Linked DNA regions of Homo sapiens: region 2 is linked to region 1. A link is a loop called in an ENCODE intact Hi-C map of the cell type or tissue named here. Cell type or tissue: MCF 10A. All regions are shown on one strand. Links, peaks and the distances in the headings refer to the core of each region. The heading gives the core; the rest is flanking DNA. Region 1 overlaps SPMIP2 (sperm microtubule inner protein 2). Region 2 overlaps FNIP2 (folliculin interacting protein 2).

Region 1 (9,105 bases), core at 2,144-4,643:
GGGACATACTTATACTAAAAATGTTTCATTGTTTATCTGAAATCCGAATTTAACTGGGCATTCTGTACTTTAAATCTGACAACCCTGTTCATGTGTGTACATATATGTAAAAATGTACAGATGTATGCTTCAAATATGTGCAATTTATTGTATGTCAATTACATCTCAATAAAGCTGGTTTAAAAAAAAAAGAAAGAAATTGAAGTTAACCAAGGAAGATGAAATGACTTTCCCAAGTTCTCTATGCCAGTGGCAGCAAGGTCAAAACCAAAATCTTAATTGCCATTTTTCCCTGTTCAAGTGCTCTTTCTATTATACCAAGTAGGTTCTTAAAAAAAAATGTTTATTTACAGAGATGGGAAAATAAATCCTTAAAGTAAGAATATTCAGATAAAGAAATTTAATTTGTAAATCTTTACTGTCATGTGGCTTTACCCACCTAATATTTCACCTGTTTATAAATCCATTTTACAAGCTAAGTGCTGCAGCATAGTGAAATCCATTTCTGGAATGAATAAGGAGTCACTTTATTTCAGTCTTCTTAATGATCAGGAAGCACAGCCAGTTCCCTGGGTGTCTTAAGTAGAGAAGGGCAAAGGTTTTACAAAGAGATACCAAAAAATGTAAAGATTCTGTTGATTACAGCTTACTTGCTTTACACCATTAAATATTTCTCAATAATCCAGATAGCAGGTTTACATGTTTTTCTTACAGCATACTTTGAGCTATTTTCCCTTTATTATATATTTACAAGGTTGAGAAATACCACTTACTGGTCTAAATTACCCTGGCCTAAATTGAAGTCACTTACTGCCATCTAGAAATAGACAAGCCCTTCCTAATGTACTGTTTATCTAGGGAATTGCCACATTTCATCCAGGCTAAAAGTGTCATTTTCATAAATTACATTTAACTTGTCTATAATTGTGATACTCTTTGCTATCAATGCCTACATTTAAAGTGGTAAATTTCTTTTCTCTTTTTGAAGCAAAACTACTATTAAGTCAATGGGTTTTTTTGGGTTTTTTTTTGTTGTTTTTTTTTTTGAGGCAGGGTCTCACTCTGTCTCCCAGCTAGAGTGCAGTGGCACGATCTTGGCTCACTGCAGCCTCAACCTCCTGACCTCCTGGGCTCAAGCAATCCTCCAGCCTCAACCTCTCAAGTAGCTGGGACCACAGGTGTGTGCCACCATGCCCAGTTAATTAAAAAAAATTTTTTTTGTAGAGACAGGGGCTCACTATGTTTCTCAGGCTGGTCTTGAACTCCTGGACTCAAGTGATCCTCCTGTCTTGGCCTTCCAAAGTAGTCATGAGCCACCACGCCTGGCCTCAATGGTACATACGTTTTACAAGCCATATTGTTATAGAGTGGAGGATTGAGAGCACTATTTCCACCCAGTCCAGTGTCGGTTGTGCTCTGTGGATTACATCATAATTACCATCATTACTCAGAGCAATAAAAGAGCTATGCATACCTCTCAGCTCTTTCCAGTGTGGGTAAAACCGGCGCGATTCTTACCTAATGTTATTTCCAATCTATCTGTATAATTTAGTGTCTTCCCCACTTTTCTATTTTTTATTGTGCTGGCAAATCTGTTTTATATTCACATCTTCTCACTGGTCATTTATACAACTCTAATAATAAGAAAACCAATTAACACAAAGGCAGAAATGATATGGGGCCAAATTGACACTGGCAATGTAGAGTCAAGCAAGACTCTCCACTGGGACCTGTTATTGTACAAATAAAAAGTACGTTCTTTTATGAATCTACAAAATAGTCCACTTAAATGAAATACTTATTTTTGCAGTTATGTAATCAATTAATTAAGTCTAATAAATAGAGAAGCTTCATTCATATCTAAAATATGCAAGAAGGAGATGTAAGATAAAAGACAAATATGAAAACTGCTGTAGAACAGGATTTAGTAAACCATGGCTCATGTGCCAAATCTGGCTTGCCACCTTTTTTTATACAGCTAAAAGTGGGCTTTCACTTTGTAAGTGGTTGAAAAAAGTTAAAAGAAAAATATTTACCAACCCATAAAAACTATATAAAATTCTAATTTCAGTGCCCATAAATTCTGTTTTATTAGAACACAGCCACACTTACTGGTTTACGTATTGTCCACTGCAGTGACAGGGTTGAGGAGTTGTGATAGAGATTGTATGTATGACCTGCAAGCCTAAAACATTTACTATCTGACCTTTAAAAAAAAATGTGCTGACCTCTGCTCTAGATCAAAGAGTTTGATTATGGAGGCCAGGCACAGTGGCTCATGTCAGTAATCCCAGCACTTTGGGAGGCCGATGTGGGAGGATCACTTGAGGCCAGGGGTTTGACACCAGCCTGGGCAACATAGTAAGACCCTCATATCTACCAAAAAAATTTTAAAAATTAGCCGAGTGTGGAGGCCCATGCGTGTAATCACAGCTACTTAGGAGGCTGAGGTGGGGGAATTATTTGGGCCCAGGAGTTCAAGGCTGCAGTGAGTCAGGATTGTGCCACTGCACTCCAGCCAGGGCAACAGAGTGAGACCCTGTCTCTAAACAATAACAACAACAACTAAAGAGCTTGAATATGGAGGAATACCAATAATTGCCCTCTCCCTTGCCTTTTGTGAGGATAGTTTCTGAATGAGCCCCTGGCTTGCCTTCATTTCTTTGCATTGCTTTAGTATAAACCCATATCCTTGGCTGGGTCCGGTGGCTTACACCTGTAATCCCACCACTTTTGAGGTGGGCAGATCACCTGAGGTCAGGAGTTTGAGACCAGCCTGACCAACACAGTGAAACCCTGTCTCTATTAAAATTACAAAATTAGCTGGGTGTGGTGGCGCATGCCTGTAATCCCAGCTACTTCAGAGGCTGAGGCAGGAGAATCGCTGGAACCCAGGAGGCAGAGGTTGCAGTGAGCTAAGATTGTGCCATTGTACTCCAGCCTGGGCAACAAGAGCGAAGCTTCATCTCAAAAAAAAAAAAAAAAGCCATATTCACAAGTATGATAGTACGAACACCAAACTAATTATGATTTAGCTAGCAACAGAGACCAAAGAGGAGAAAAGAAGTAACTTCAAATAATTTCATGTGGTCTTAAAAGTAAATTGCACAGCAGCAGTAAAAAGTTGCATTGTAGCTGTGTGTTTGTGTGTGTGTGTTTTCTCTGAGGAATGTTTTCCTTTTTGCTTTGTAGCTGACTACCCAGAGGCCAGCACACTCTTCTCCCTTTCCAGAGAGCTTCCATTTTATTTGGGTGTCTACCCTGACCTCACATGACTCAGGATTAAATTCTGAATCATCCAAGCCAGTCATCGAAATTCCAGTTCCCTTGCCAGCTCTTGGTTTTAGGAAGAGACGAATGACTCAATCCTGGTGAATAAAATGAGAGAGGAATTTATCTGAGGTTTTCTAGGAAGGGCTTCCCTGCTGATTAAACATACACACACCCTCTTGAACATCATTGTATCTGCCTATGATAACTGAAACCGTGACAGCCTCCTTGGGACCTCAAGGGGAACTGGCCAGGGGTAAGGAGAGGATGCAGTGCACACAGATGGAAAAGCCTGTGATTCCGAAGACATCATTGAGCTACTGAAGAAAGCAACCCTGGATTCCTCCTGCCTCAGAAGATCTTATTATGGGACATAATTTTCCTTAATTGTTTAATCAATTTTGCAATGGATTTCCTATTACTTGCAGCACTCAAATGGATTTTTATTAGTTCTATATACACAAATCTTACTAATTTTTTTCATGAAATATCTAGAGACTATCTATGTGAATGGTGAGCATTTCTTATAATAAAACTGACTATACCATGCACATTTATGCTAGGAAAATTGCAAGCCAAAATAAAGAAAATGTAATTTATTTGTTATCTACTTAGATTTTCCTTTCAGGAGAGATGAATATGTGGATTCACCTGGTTGCAAAATTTTGTCAAGATGGGTCAGTTTTACTTTTCAACTAAAAGTCCAAGGATGTTTACAAAATTTTTGATTCTGCCTTCTTTCTCTACTTGACAGGAAAACTACAGAATTTTATATTTTTGATTACATCAGCAAATTTAATGAGCAAGCAGTCTTCTTTCAGCAAATATTACTATGCATTTGCTTGGTGCATTGCACTGTCCAGAATGCTAAAGAGGTTCCAAAGCAAACGAGACGTCGTGCGAGTCTCTAATAGGGACGAAAAACGGGTTAACTGTCAAGCAAAGAGACAAGACACATAGTCACGAAACGGCTAGGAAACCTCAGCACACAAATGAAACAGATCAAATTGTACTTTAAAGTTTCAGTGAATAATAATGTCTGCCATGAAGAACAGAAAATGTTTTCTCTTTTTTTTTTTTTTTTTTTTTTTGAGATGGAGTCTCACTCTGTTGCCAGGCTGGAGTGCGGTGGTGCAATCTCAGCTCACTGCAACCTCCGTCTCCCGGGTTCAAGCGATTCTCCTGCCTCAGCCTCCTGAGTAGCTGGGACTACAGGCACACGCCACCACGCCCAGCTAATTTTTGTATTTTTAGTAGAGACAGGGTTTCACTATGTTGGCCAGGATGGTCTTGATCTGTTGACCTTGTGATCCACCTGCCTCGGCCTCCCAAAGTGCTGGAATTACAGGCCTGAGCCACCATGTCCAGCTCAGAAAATATTTTCTAAAGGAGGTGAGCATGGTCTTTAGATTGTATGGGAGGCCAGAAAAACAGAGGCCATGTCATAATGACCTTTGTTCACACTGAGCCAGTATTGGGCATGTGGTAAGGTGCCAAATATATTATTTAAGCCATCAGTTAAGCTGTGCATAAGTGTCAGGTGAATTCTCTAATTCTTTGTGACTGAATTCCAATTTATAATTTGAGGCATAATTATATCAGTTACCTAGTTGACACAATAATCCCACGAGTTTATTATTGGAAGCAGTTTAATTAGTAACCACTGCCCCTGCTTTCAGGTTGTCCACAGGAAAGTTTGACTACAAAAAAACAAAAAGAATAATAACAAAGTCCAGGCACGGGACTCATGCCTGTAATCCCAGCACTTTGGGTGTCCAGAGTAGGAGGATCACTTGGGGCCAGGAATTCAAGATCAGTCTGGGCAACACAGCAAGACTTTGTCTTTATTAAAAAGAAAAATGAAAAAAATGAGAAAGTTTATCATTTAAGAATAGAACTAAGGTATGTAGCAAGGATGCTTTAGCCTGCTGTTTATTTGGCTCATTCAGAAATTTGACAAACCTAGCCTTTCAGTTCTTTCAGTGGTTAGGCCCATTGCATAATTGTACCAACTGAATTGAAATGCAGCATTTAAAAATTTTCCGGGCCATGAGTTCATTCTGTGGTAAATGTCAGAATTGGAGAGCCTTATTCACATTAGCAGTTGTAGTAATTAATCTCTAGCAGTATCTCCTTTTTTCTTCCCCCTATGTGCACATGTCAGACGTGCCCATTAGAGTTCATTTCATAGGTTCGAATCCCACCATCGCTCTCTGACCTTTACCTTGGCTTGATTCCCCTGACAAGCCCAGCTGTTCTGCACTGCACATCTTCAAGGGGCAAATTATGACTCTAGTGTCAACAGATTATCAAATATACCTATTGAAACACTCATTTCCAAGGTCTACTTGATTCCTTTTGATTTATTTATTTGGTGGGTTTCCATCTGGTCACTGAAATAGAGGATTGACCTCATGAGGCAATATTATAAAATGAAATAATGTAACTGTGAGCTCTCATCCTTCTACCTCTAAGTATTAAAAATAAATGTAGTGAAAAGCAATTCTTCCTCTGACCTTACACTTAAGTATCTTAACATAAATTCCAGAATAGGAGGGTTTTAAGGCAGTTCTGGAAATTAAGTTGCTAGTTGGAAATTTAAAGAAGTGCTTGCCTCTCACCCAATATGACTTTATATATCTTCAGTCTTTTAATGGAACTCTTTAATTCATGTATTCAATCAACAATTCACTTACTTATTCAACATCCATTTCTTCTGTGGATCTCCCACATTCAAAGCACAGTGCTGGCCATTAAGAATTAACAGAGATAAATAAGATACAACTCTTCTCCAAGAGCTTACAAATGAGGAAGATCCAGTAAATTTGATATAGAAAAGAAGAAGTGAAATTCAATGAAGCTACCATCTACATCGTGCTGAGTGTTTAATTTTGACTTGAAGGGATTAGATAGGTTCTCCATAGAAGGAAGCATTTACAATAAGCCTCATAGTGTTCGGTTTAACAATGAGAAAAGGTTAAGGAAGGTATTATGGTCAGATTAGGAAGACATTATTCTTCAATCCTGAGAAATCTGAATGGACACAAATTCCCAAGTGCTGGAGAAAATTATTTCATGTTATTTCATGTTTTTAAGGAAAGGAAGTGTTTAATGTTGTCTGAGTTTTAAATCACTCTTGGCAGCTGTGTAGAAGATGGATTAGAAAGGAGAGAAACTAGAGCCAAGACTAGTTAAGGAGGCTGTGGTGATAATCCAGATGATGAAGAATTGTTTATTTCTAGCACCTGCCTCTCAAAGAATGCCAGTTTCATAAAGGCAGCGGCCTTTGTTTTTTTCACTGCTATATTCCAAGCACTCAGAAGAGTGCCTGACATGTAGTAGCTGTTCATAAGTACGTGTTGAATAAATGAATAAATCAGTGAAAGAATAAATGAACGAACTAAATGAGACAATGAAACTGCAGAGAATCCCAGTAATAGCATGAAAATAGAAATTTAAAAAAAAACTGCACAGAAGAGGTCAGAAAGACACATTTGCTTCAGGGATGGAATTTTCCCTTTCTCTATTAACACACATTGTAGTTGGGTTCTTTTTTTTCTTTTTTTTCTTCTTTTTTTTAGAGACAGGATCTCACTCTGTTGCCCAGGCTGGAGTGCAGTGGCATGATCATAGCTCACTGCTACCTCAAACTTCTGGGCTCAAATGAGCCTCCTGCCTCAGCCTCCTGAGGAGCTGGGACTACCCGGGCATGCCATGGGCGGCTGGCTAATTAAAAAAATTTTTTTTTTGTAGAGACAGGGTCTTACTATGTTGCCGAGGCTGGTCTCAGACTCCTACACTCCAGTGATCCTCCCTTCTTAGCCTTCCATGGTGCCTGACACACCATGCCCAGCCCTTTTTTCAAGTGTTGGCAGAAGATGAAGTTTGTTGGACTGACTGGACACACACACACACAGAAACACACATACTTGGGTTGCAAAGCATGTGCACTTTTCATCACACCTTCTAAAACTAAGAGCTTTTGACTCAGCTTGTGCTATGGTTTAAGTGTGCCCACCTCCCCAAATTCAGGTGTTGAAATTTAACGGCCAATGTGCTAGGAGTAAGAGGCGGGGCCTTTAAGAGATGATTAGGCCATGAGGGCTCCTCCCTCATGAATGAGATTAAAGCCTTTATAAAGAAGGCTTCACAGCACCTCCAGCTTGCTTGTCCTTCCACCTGCTGCCCTGTTGGGACCTGGTGTTCCTCCCCTCCAGAAGATGCAGCAACAAGGCACCATCTTAGAAGCAGAGAGCGGCCTTCATCACACAACCTGCCAGCACCTTGATCTTGGACTCCCAGCCTTCATAACTGTATGAAAACAAATTTCTGTTCTTTACAAGTTACTTAGTCTCGGGTATTTTGTTATAGCAGCACAAACCAAGACAGCTGGCAAGTAATGGCTTTTTTCAAAAGCTTACTGCAGTCCACAGAACAACTTAGGAACTAATGACAGATAAATATCTACTCTCACATTTACAGTAGGATGCATATAAGTGACCCAGTAGGGAAAAACCATCTATGTTTAAATCATTTTGAGGAACACTGAGCTATGTAATTGTAAATAGTTTATTTACCATAAGTCTTATCAGAACTCTTAATATACTTTCATATGCTGTGAATATCTGCAAGGCAAATGTAGCCAGCAGTGTTCCCAAATGCATTTGACTACAGAGATCCCTCCCGCACACACCACCACCTTCATGGTGCACTCATACGAGCAGCATTTGATGAAGTATTTGGGAAAACACTGGTCTGAGTCTGGACACAGTGGCTCATGTCTGTAATCTCAGCACTTCGGAAGGCCGAGGCAGGAGGTTCACTTGAGGCCAGGAGTTTGAGACCAGCCTGGGCAATAAGACTCCATGTCTACAAATAATAATAATAATTAGCCAAATGTGATGGCCTGCACCTGTAATCCTAGCTACTCGAGAGGCTGAGTCAGGAGGATCCCTGGAGCCCAGGTGGTCAAGGCTGCAGTGAGCTAGGATTGCATCACTTCAGCCTGGGTGAAGCAAGGTCCTGTTTCTAAAAAGGAAAAAAAGTATTTTCTGAAGGGTACACCTCAGAGTAAAATAAAATTAAAAAAAAACTGGCTTAAACATACACTGCAATTCCAAAAAGACTAATACAGTTCTTCCATATTTCACTGTTTAGAAGAGATTGCAAAAAGTTCCTTATGAGAGAGTTTTGTAAATGAGACCTCAACACCTGTCATATGGAAAGAGAAAACAGGTTTTCATGCTCTGACAATTCTATGCTTTATCAAAGTAGTTCTAAGTGAAAACCTGAAGCAAATAAAATTGAAGCCACGATGTTTTCATCAGGGGAAATTAGCCACTCAGTGAATACTCAATTTTCACGGGGAGTGATGGTGATTAGGAAGCTGTGAAAACACCTGCTAAAATTGTTTCTGAAAAACCCTCACATTTTCAGCTTCCTTGGAAAGCTGAGATTCGTTTTCTGAGCACAGTCTTGTTACACGTTGACCATCCTATCAAGAGTACCTGGTCCACATGTCAGGGGCAGTGGATCAAAGCCCTTGCCCACCTTGCACTTTTTGCAAATACTGAGCTCCCTGATTTAAGAACAAGATGAAGGGAGCCACAGGAGCCAGAAAGGACTGAGGCAATGTTGTCACCACAACACAGATTCTGTCTCCAAGGTCTTTGGTTAACTTTTGGAAAAGAAATGAAATTCCTTCTTTCTGTCCCCAGTCTGCCCATACACGTCTACACTCATTTTGGTTCTGGGGCTTTGAACTTCTTCCTGGGCCAGTAGCTCCATTGTCTGTTTTTCATCAGTAAGTACCATTTCTTACAGAAAGTCTTAGAT
Region 2 (9,105 bases), core at 3,525-6,024, 100 kb after region 1:
CCAGATGGATTCACAGCCAAATTCTACCAGAGTGTACAGGAGCTGGTACCATTCCTTCTGAAACTATTCCAAACAATAGAAAAAGAGGGACTTCTGCCTAACTCATTTTATGAGGCCAGGCCAGCATCATCCTGAAAGCAAAACCTGGCAGAGACCCAACAAAAAAAGAAAATGTCAGGCCAATATCCCTGATGAACATCAATGCAAAAATCCTCAATAAAACACTGGCAAACTGAATCCAGCAGCACATCAAAAAGCTTATCCACCACGATCCAGCTGGCTTCATCCCTGGGATGCAAGACTGGTTCAACATACACAAATCAATAAAGGTAATCCATCGCATAAACAAAACCAGTGACAAAAACCAGATGATTATCTCATCTCAATAGATGCAGAAAAGGCCTTCGACAAAACTCAACACCACTTCAAGCTATAAACTCTCAATAAACTAGGTATTGAGGGAACGTATCCCAAAATAATAAGAGCTATTTCTGACAAACCCACAGCCAATATCATACTGAATGGGCAAAAACTGGAAGAATTCCCTTTGGAAACCAGCACAAGACAAGGATGCTCTCTCTCACCACTCCTATTCAACTATTCAACATAGTATTGGAAGTTCTGGCCAGGACAATCATGCAAGAGAAAGAAATAAAGCGTATTCAAATAGGAAGAGAGGAAGTCAAATTGTCTCTGTTTGCAGATGACATGATTGTATATTTGGAAAACCCCAACATTTCAGCCCAAAATCTCCTTAAGCTGATAAGCAACTTCAGCAAAGTCTCAGGATACAAAATCAATGTGCAAAAATCACATGCGTTCCTATACACCAATAACAGACAGAGAGCCAAATCACAAGTGAACTCCTATTCACAATTGCTACAAAGAGAATAAAATACCTAGTAATATAACTTACAAGAGATGTGAAGGACCTCTTCAAGGAGAACTGCAAACCACTGCTCAAGGAAATAAGAGAGGACACAAATAAATGGAAGAACATTCCATGCTCATGGATAGGAAGAATCAATATTGTGAAAATGGCCATACTCCCCAAAGTAATTTATAGATGCAATGCTATCCCCATCAAGCTCCCATGGATGTTCTTCACAGAACTGGAAAAAACTATTTTAAATTTCATATGGAACCAAAAAAGAGCCTGCATAGCCAAGGCAATCCTAAGCAAAAAGAACAAAGCTGGAGGCATCATGCTACCTGCCTTCAAACTATACAACAAGGCTACGGTAACCAAAACAGCACGGTATTGGTACCAAAACAGATATACAGACCAATGGAACAGAACTGAGGCCTCAGAAATACCACCACACATCTACAACCATCTGATCTTTGACAAACCTGACAAAAACAAGCAGTGGGGAAAGGATTCCCTATTTAATAAATGGTGTTGGGAAAACTGGCTAGCCATATGCAGAAAACTGAAACTGGAACCCTTCATTACACCTTTTACAAAAATTAACTCAAGATGGATTAAAGACTTAAATGTAAGACCTAAAACCATAAAAACCCTAGAAGAAAACCTAGGCAATACCATTCAGGCATAGGCATGGGCAAAGACTTCATGACTAAAACACCAAAAGCAATGGTAACAAAAGCCAAAATTGACAAATGGGATCTAATTAAACTAAAGAGTTTCTTCACAGCAAAATAAACTATCATCAGAGTGAGCAGGCAACTTACAGAATGGGAGAAAATTTTTGCCATCTTCCCATCTGATAAAGGGCTAATATCCAGAATCTACAAAGAACTTAAACAAATTTACAAGAAAAAAACAACCCCATCAAAAAGTGGGTGAAGGATATGAACAGACACTTCTCAAAAGAAGACATTTATGCAGCCAACAAACATATGAAAAAAAGCTCATCATCACTGGTCATCAGAGAAATGCAAATCAAAACCACAATGAGATACCATCTCACACCAGTTAGAACGGCAATCACTAAAAAGTCAGGAAAAAACAAATGCTTGAGAGGATGTGGAGAAATAGGAACACTTTTACACTGTTGATGGGAGTCTAAATTAGTTCAATCACTGTGGAAAACAGTGTGGCGATTCCTCAAGGATCTAGAACTAGAAATACCATCTGACCCAGCCATCCCATTACTGGGTATATACCCAAAGGATTATAAATCATTCTACTATAAAGACACACGCACATGTATGTTTACTGAAGCAGTATTCACAATAGCAAAGACTTGGAACCAACCGAAATGCCCATCAATGATAGACTGGATAAAGAAAATGTGGCACATATACACCATGGAATACTATGCAACCATAAAAAGGATGAGTTCATGTCCTCTGCAGGGACACGGATGAGGCTGGAAACCATCATTCTCATCAAACTAACACAGGAACAGAAAACCAAACACCGCATGTGCTCCCTCATACGTGGGAGTTGAACAATGACAACACACACAGGAAGGGGAACATCACACACCGGGGCCTATTTGGCGGGTGGGGGGCTGGGGGTGGGATAGCATTAGGAGAAGTACCTAATGTAGATGACGGGTTGATGGGTGCAGCAAACCACCATGGCACGTGTATACCTATGTAACAGACCTGCACGTTTTGCACATGTATCCCAGAACTTAAAAGTATAATAATAATAAAAAAAAAACTAATAAGGCAGGATTGAAGTATGAGGCTGGTAGAGAGATATAAACAAAAGCAAAAAAAAAAAACGACAAAGAGACATGTTGCAAGTTAACTGCAAAAGCAAACACCTCATAAGGGGGAAATACTTTGTAAATAAAGTATGTAAGAATAATCTATGACAGGAAATGCCAAGAGCCGAACAACACAGGCGTCACATTCTGGGTGTGAAAGATGAGAAATCTAAGCAAAACACAAAGGCCCCAGTCTCTTAGGAGGCTTAGATAATTTAAACGTCGACATTATAAATATTTTCTTCTCCCAAGTGAGGGGAATCATCATCATGGATAAGCGGGGGCAGTTCCCCAAATGTACAATGTCTTTTTGTTCTCTTTTGAAAAATCAAGCTGACAGTAAAACAGAAGTAAGAATTACTTCCCCTAGAGAAGTTATAGCAAATACCCTCTGGAGGATGATAGGCATTTTTAGTAACATACAAGTCTCCTCTTTGGTGGGCTTATAATAAAGGAAGGAAAGCACTGTCCCCCCACAGACACGCAGGCAGGCTCCTCAAGCCTAGAAGGGCCTTTCCTGCCACCAGGTGGAATGTGCCAACCTACTCCTCCTCCAGGAAGTGAAATGTAAACACAAGCTGCTGCTGCATGTCCCACAGCTTGTGACTTCAGCATCTTATTCAGTTACTAGAAACGGGCAGTGTGGGATTAAATTTTCTTTTCAAGCATAAGATAATCCACAGAGAAGAGCAACAAAGCACGACCAGCCTAAAGTCCTGCGATTGATTGTAGGTGTGAAACCCAGTATCAGATAACGGAACATGCTGTTCATTGGGGAGTTGCAGAGGCACGTATCTGATGGACTCCACATACTTTGATGGGTTACCAGGGCCTGAGGTTTAGGGTGACACAGGCTAAACACGTTAGTGGGTACAATGCTAGGGATACCTATCAAAGGGACAAGTGACGGCACTTCACAGAACTCACCCCAGTACGACACCTAATTCTTTCACATGGACTCGTGTGTGTCCCCGGAGATATTCAGATAGCATTTTACTTTTAAGGTACATCTCCTGTAGTCTATCTTCAAGATGCATGATGCACTGCAAAGCCAAGAACATTCACAATGAGGGCTAGAAGTCAAATCTCTGCCAATATTTTAAGAGTCAGAATTTTCTTAATTCATTTCTAACTACACAGCTTTTATCTCATCAGTTTCAAATACACTTAAAAAATCACAAGCCATCTCAAACCCTACCACTACCAGGTATAAGAATAGGTTCTTGTAAAACAAAGTTTACTTTTGCTAACTATTAAGATTTACATATGTATTATTCTAGTCTTTTTAAACAAGTATTTTTTTCATAGTTGAAATCATTCCAAAAGTGTTTCTTGCCTTTAAAAAACTTTATAATAATCCTTTCCCATATTAAGAACTTCTTGATATAATTTTTATAGCTAAACAATATTGAGAATGTGAATTTACACGTAACCACATAGCAAATTGCATTTTTGTTATAAATAATTTAGTAAACAGTATGGTTTTTGTTTTTTTCCCCCAATAGCTCAGATTATTCTGGCCCAGTACATTTCCAGAGGAGACTGACGGGAACAGGTCATTTTGAACCTCCCCCACAACTTTTTTTTCTTTTGCTTTCAAGAATGTATTTTAACTAGGTCTTTAATAACAATAAAGAAAAGGCAATTATTTTCAGGACATCTTTACCCTTGGAATAGTGTTCAGCTTCATTTTTTTAGAGAATAGCAACCATCTGTGTCTTTCACCAGAGGCAAATGCTTTTGCATTTGGCAGGCAGATACCCGAGCATCTTCAGTAAGACACCTGATGGCTTTGGCAAGGGTAATTCCATCATACCTAATTTTCTTCTAGACCATTAGGCCTGTTATTTTCAAGGTAAAAAGATTAACAGATGCATTTGAAAATGTTGATCTTGACCATCTGGGCTGATCAACGACATGGAAAAAATATCTATCAGAGATGCAATCTTTTCAGTTTTTCATTGGTTTAAAATCTTAAATACATTGTGTCAGGTGGATGAAACACAACTGCTAAGTGACTAAGAGTAATAAAGTAAGGAGGATTTCACCAATTCTCATGGAAATGCTCCTCCAAGTAAACAAGGTGGTAAAAGGATCTTTATTAGCTTTCAGTTCCTTATGGAGTGAAATAGAAAATTTTTAGTAAGAGTCACAAAATATTAAAAATAATATTCATATTACATTGAACCCTTTCTGTTTGGAAAAAGTAATTACAGTGTTCACAGCCTATATGAAAACTGTATGATGCAGTGTGGAAATAAGAACTGTGGTCTATATGAAATATATACTAGACGTGAAATCAAAGCATTTAGACAACTTTTAGCCAGTCATAGTGGCTCACGCATGTAATCCTAGCACTTTGGGAGGCTGAGGTAGGAGGATCACTTGAGCCCAGGAGTTCAAGACCAACCTAGGCAACATAGTGAGCCTCTGTCTCTACAAAAATTAAAAAATTACCTGGGCATAGTGGCCCACACACCTGTAGTCCTAGCTAATCAGGAGGCTGAGGTGGGAGGATTGCTTGAGCCTAGGAGGTCAAGGCTGCAGTGAGCCAACATCATACTACTGCACTATAACCTGGGTGACAAAATGAAACTCTGTCTCAAAAAAAAAAAAAAAAAAGAAAACATTTTTTAAAAGACTTGATTATTCCATTGAACCATGCTGGGGGCTTTTTAAACTCCTCTTTCTGGGATTTTATTCCTGAGATGGATTTCTCCAATTTTTAACTTCTAAAATTTCAAATAGCTACCTTCTCTTTTTGTATTGAAGGTTCTAAAAGCCATTTAATCACAGGTTTCATTCAAGTGATTTTTTTTAAGGAGAATTTTAAACTGCAGATAAAATTTTCTTTGATCTTGGTTTTGTCAGGTTAAATAAGTCATTCACACTAGTAAGTGCTTGAACACACTTCTGTCCAAAGGAAGTAAAAAGAATTAACTATAACAATTTATTGCTTTGATAACCAAGATATCAACTGTGACAAGACGTATGTATTATAGAATGAAATATAAAAGTTTGGCAAATACTTATGAAGTAAACTATGAAGTCTAATATACATTACTTCTCTTACAGAAAAGGAAACATTAACCTCTAAATCAGCATAACTCAACCTGCTTTTAGAAGGAGAAACTGCCTACTACTGTATAACAAAAAATAAGATCATAATAATCCACAAGTGCTTCTCATATTGCCCCAGGACAGATGTCTTGCAAGAGTACGCTTCAGCTTAAAGCCCAAATAAACAGTTTGGAAAAAAGGTGTTGTCAGTCTTTGCAACCATTAATATTGTTTCATGAAACTAATTGTTATTGACTATCATACTAATAGTAGCTGTTTACTGAGTGCTTATAACATCTAACACTATTCCAAGTGCTTTACATTCATTCTCTAATATAATTTCATAACCATAGGAGATAGGTTCTATTATTTCCCCAGCTTTGCAGATAAGGAAATTAAGGCTTTGAAAGAGTACATGGTTAGGAAGTAGCAGAACTTGGATTTGACCCCAGGTTATGGGGCTCTAAAGCTAACATATATGGCTTTTAAAGTATTTTATAATATTGGCATGGTGCTTTAGCAGTAAAAAGCAGTTATATCCCTAATTTTCAGAAGATTCTCACAGCACCCTTGTTGAACAGGTACTATCTTTCTTTTACAACTAAGAAAGCTGAGGTTCGGAGAGACTCGGGATTGTCCATTGTTACACAACTAACCAACGGCAAAGCCTAGACCATAACCCAGCTACGCTCAGTGGTCTTCCTGCCTTGCCACACTGTCCCGACTTTGATAACAACCAGACGGTATTTCAGAGCACCTTCTTCAAAGTCATAAAAGTCTAGACTCTTTTTGAGGAATGGGTACAAGTATAGATTTGGTCATAAAAACCCAGGACAATGACCATTACATTAGCAATTAGCGTAGGTAATTAATATTTAAAAACTTCCTGCTTTGTTGGGTAAACAGGTTTGCATCATTTTTGGAGGCCAGGAAGCAGATAACAGATGTTTTGGTTTGGGGCTGTGCTGCAGAGAACAGCGCTGTGCAGACAGGAGGGAACAGCAGAGAAAGCAGACTCTTTCCTCACACACCTGTCTCTGAGGTCAGCCCATCCAAGCTCTACCCAGCTATATGCCATATGCCCTTAAGCTTCTCTCTCTCTTTTTAAGTGTTCATCACCACTGGAAAAGCTTTTCTTCTTTTGAAACCTTTCCCCCTCCCTCTCTAAATGTATTTTCTCTTTCTTTCAATTTCTCTGCACATACGCAGATACTGAGAAGATTTTGTCATGCATGTTAATTCCAGTGGCTGGGGGGAGCTACTGATACTTTTCTAAGAGTGTATAGGCTCTGTCTGTTGTTTGTATTTAAAGTATTGTTACGAAAGTGATTTTAAAATCCCATTTGGAAAGAAGCGGATTGCTTGAGCCCAGGAACTCGAGACCAGACTGAGCAACATGGCAAAACCCATCTCTACAAAAAATACAAAAATTAGCTGGCATGGTGGCACATGCCTCTAGTCCAACTACTCAAGAGGCTGAGGTGGGAGGATCACTTGAGCCCAGGAGGCGGAGGTTGCAGTGAGCAGAGATCATGCCACTGCACTACTCACTCCAGAGTGAGACTCTGTCAAAAAAAAAAAAAAAAAAAAAGCAACAATTGATATAATCTTACATGTGTATAGTACTTTAAAGCTGGAAATGTTGGAAATGTTTACACAAATGATATTCTATTTTATCCTTAACACCTTTGTGAAAATGTTTGCTTAATAAAAGGAACTACAATCCCTTCAGAAACTGGCCTACTTATTAAAATATCAATCTAATAAAAGGAGAACTCATGAGTTCTCCAGTGGATGATTTACAGTTTCCTTTTATGCTTGATCTCTCCACCCATTCCTTATTTACTGCACCATATACCTCATTCCAAAAAATTCCAGTGCCGCTCCTTGTTATTTGTTTCACGGAAGAGCTATTACTACTGAAATCTATCCTGTTGCGAGTTTTATGCTGCATGTTCTAGTTTTAGTTATGCTAATCTCCAATTATATTAAAACAGTACTTTTGAATTTGTGATTTTATAATCAAAATGTCGTTAAAAGCATTTTAAAACTAGATTTCTTTGGTGATATAAGAACCAGTACTTACAAAATCAGCAGGGAGGTGAAGCTTATAGAGCTGTAAAATGGACTGAAGCAAACTGGACACCTGACTAGAGACCAGGACATCCTGGCCTAGTTTCATGTTGTCCGTCACTTTCCTCTGACTTGTAGCTACCTGCACACTCCATTTATCCGTGTCTGCGATAATACAGACAGCTTCAGCTATTGGCTCATCCAGGACTGGATGCTGAAAAAGAAACACAAAGGGATGGGTTTATTTATCCAGGTGAGTCCAAAAGGTCAAAGTTTCACTACTGATAAATACATTTAAATGTAAAATTCTTGACAGCCAGGCAGTTATGGATAGAGCAGATTTAACAACTGGTAAATTATGCCATAGGGTAAATAGGGTAAACACTGAAGCAGTCACAAGGACTTTTTTAAAGACCTAATTTCTCAAAACAAATCAAAGTGTAACTGCTTGGGAGGGATGGGTGGGGGAGGGGGAGGATAGAGAGAGCCAGAGACAGAGAGACCTGCCTCAAAGCCAATGCACATATGCACATTCTTCTAACCCTCATTTACCAAGGAAAATTAGTACTGGCTGCTTCCGTCCTTACTCCTTTCTACTATCCTGGGGTGACTGCTTGATTCTTTTGGCTGCTTAAATAACTTCCTCCAATAAATCCATCCGAATTTTCCTTTGAAGAATGATCTTTCTTAGACAAGGCCCGGTGAGACTGCAATCGGGTCCATCCTTCCTCTATCACAGTGTGTTTGTATGGCCCAAGCTATGCCAGCTGGATGCTCCTTCCCTGGGAATTCCTTGTTAGTACCAGCACAGAAGACCAAAAATGGTTGGCACCAGCATATTCCTGCCCAGACAGCAATTAGTACAAGGCCTGGTGGGACTTAGTACAAACACCTTCAAGTAGTCCATGGTTCCTGGAACTCCAGAATTGCCTTGTTGCCTATTTGAACCCTAATTCTTTTGACTTCTCATCAATTCTATACATTCCTAATATTCCTTCACTAAAGTCCCTCCTGTTTAAGTTAACAAGAGTTGCTAATTGCAACAAAGAACCCAAAGAGATATACAGCTTTGCCACTGGACCATGGTTACCTGTAATTTTTACGACTTAATCCAAGTAGTGGGAAGGCTGCAAATACAAATCAAAGATGCATGATGCAATACTGTAATTTTAACAGGTGATCTGACTCCCTAGTCTTGGACTCTGTCCTGTGCAGCTTTGTATTCCTTCTCACAAATGGGAAAGAGAGTGGTGAGATGAATGAAAACTTCGTGCGGACCAACATTTTT

What was found. Hi-C counts contacts between places; a loop is a spot of excess contacts. Peaks named below come from ENCODE experiments on the same cell type or tissue, not always from the same donor. Only the 100,000 strongest peaks of a DNase experiment are listed, where the experiment ranks them.
Region 2: it touches region 1 in a loop (2.1-fold over the local background); 4 of 110 quality-filtered maps call a loop at or near these places.

The regions. Positions count from the first base shown.
Region 1 is chr4:158,991,112-159,000,216 of GRCh38, reverse strand. The region is part of intron 1 of SPMIP2 (sperm microtubule inner protein 2); the gene reads left to right. Among named protein-coding and RNA genes, the nearest start is that of SPMIP2, 40 kb to the left of the region's middle. RefSeq lists an enhancer at 2,759-3,958. In MCF 10A, for the core only: no CTCF peak of the experiment used is centred there; a DNase peak (open chromatin) is centred at 3,326.
Region 2 is chr4:158,890,372-158,899,476 of GRCh38, reverse strand. It overlaps FNIP2 (folliculin interacting protein 2), which reads right to left. Exons shown (of 17, transcript NM_020840.3): 15 at 7,831-8,031; 16 at 3,612-3,727. It overlaps SPMIP2 (sperm microtubule inner protein 2), which reads left to right. Exons shown (of 5, transcript NM_152543.3): 5 at 5,760-6,343. The coding sequence ends at 5,774. Among named protein-coding and RNA genes, the nearest start is that of FNIP2, 130 kb to the right of the region's middle. RefSeq lists a silencer at 2,686-2,980. In MCF 10A, for the core only: no CTCF peak of the experiment used is centred there; no DNase peak of the experiment used is centred there.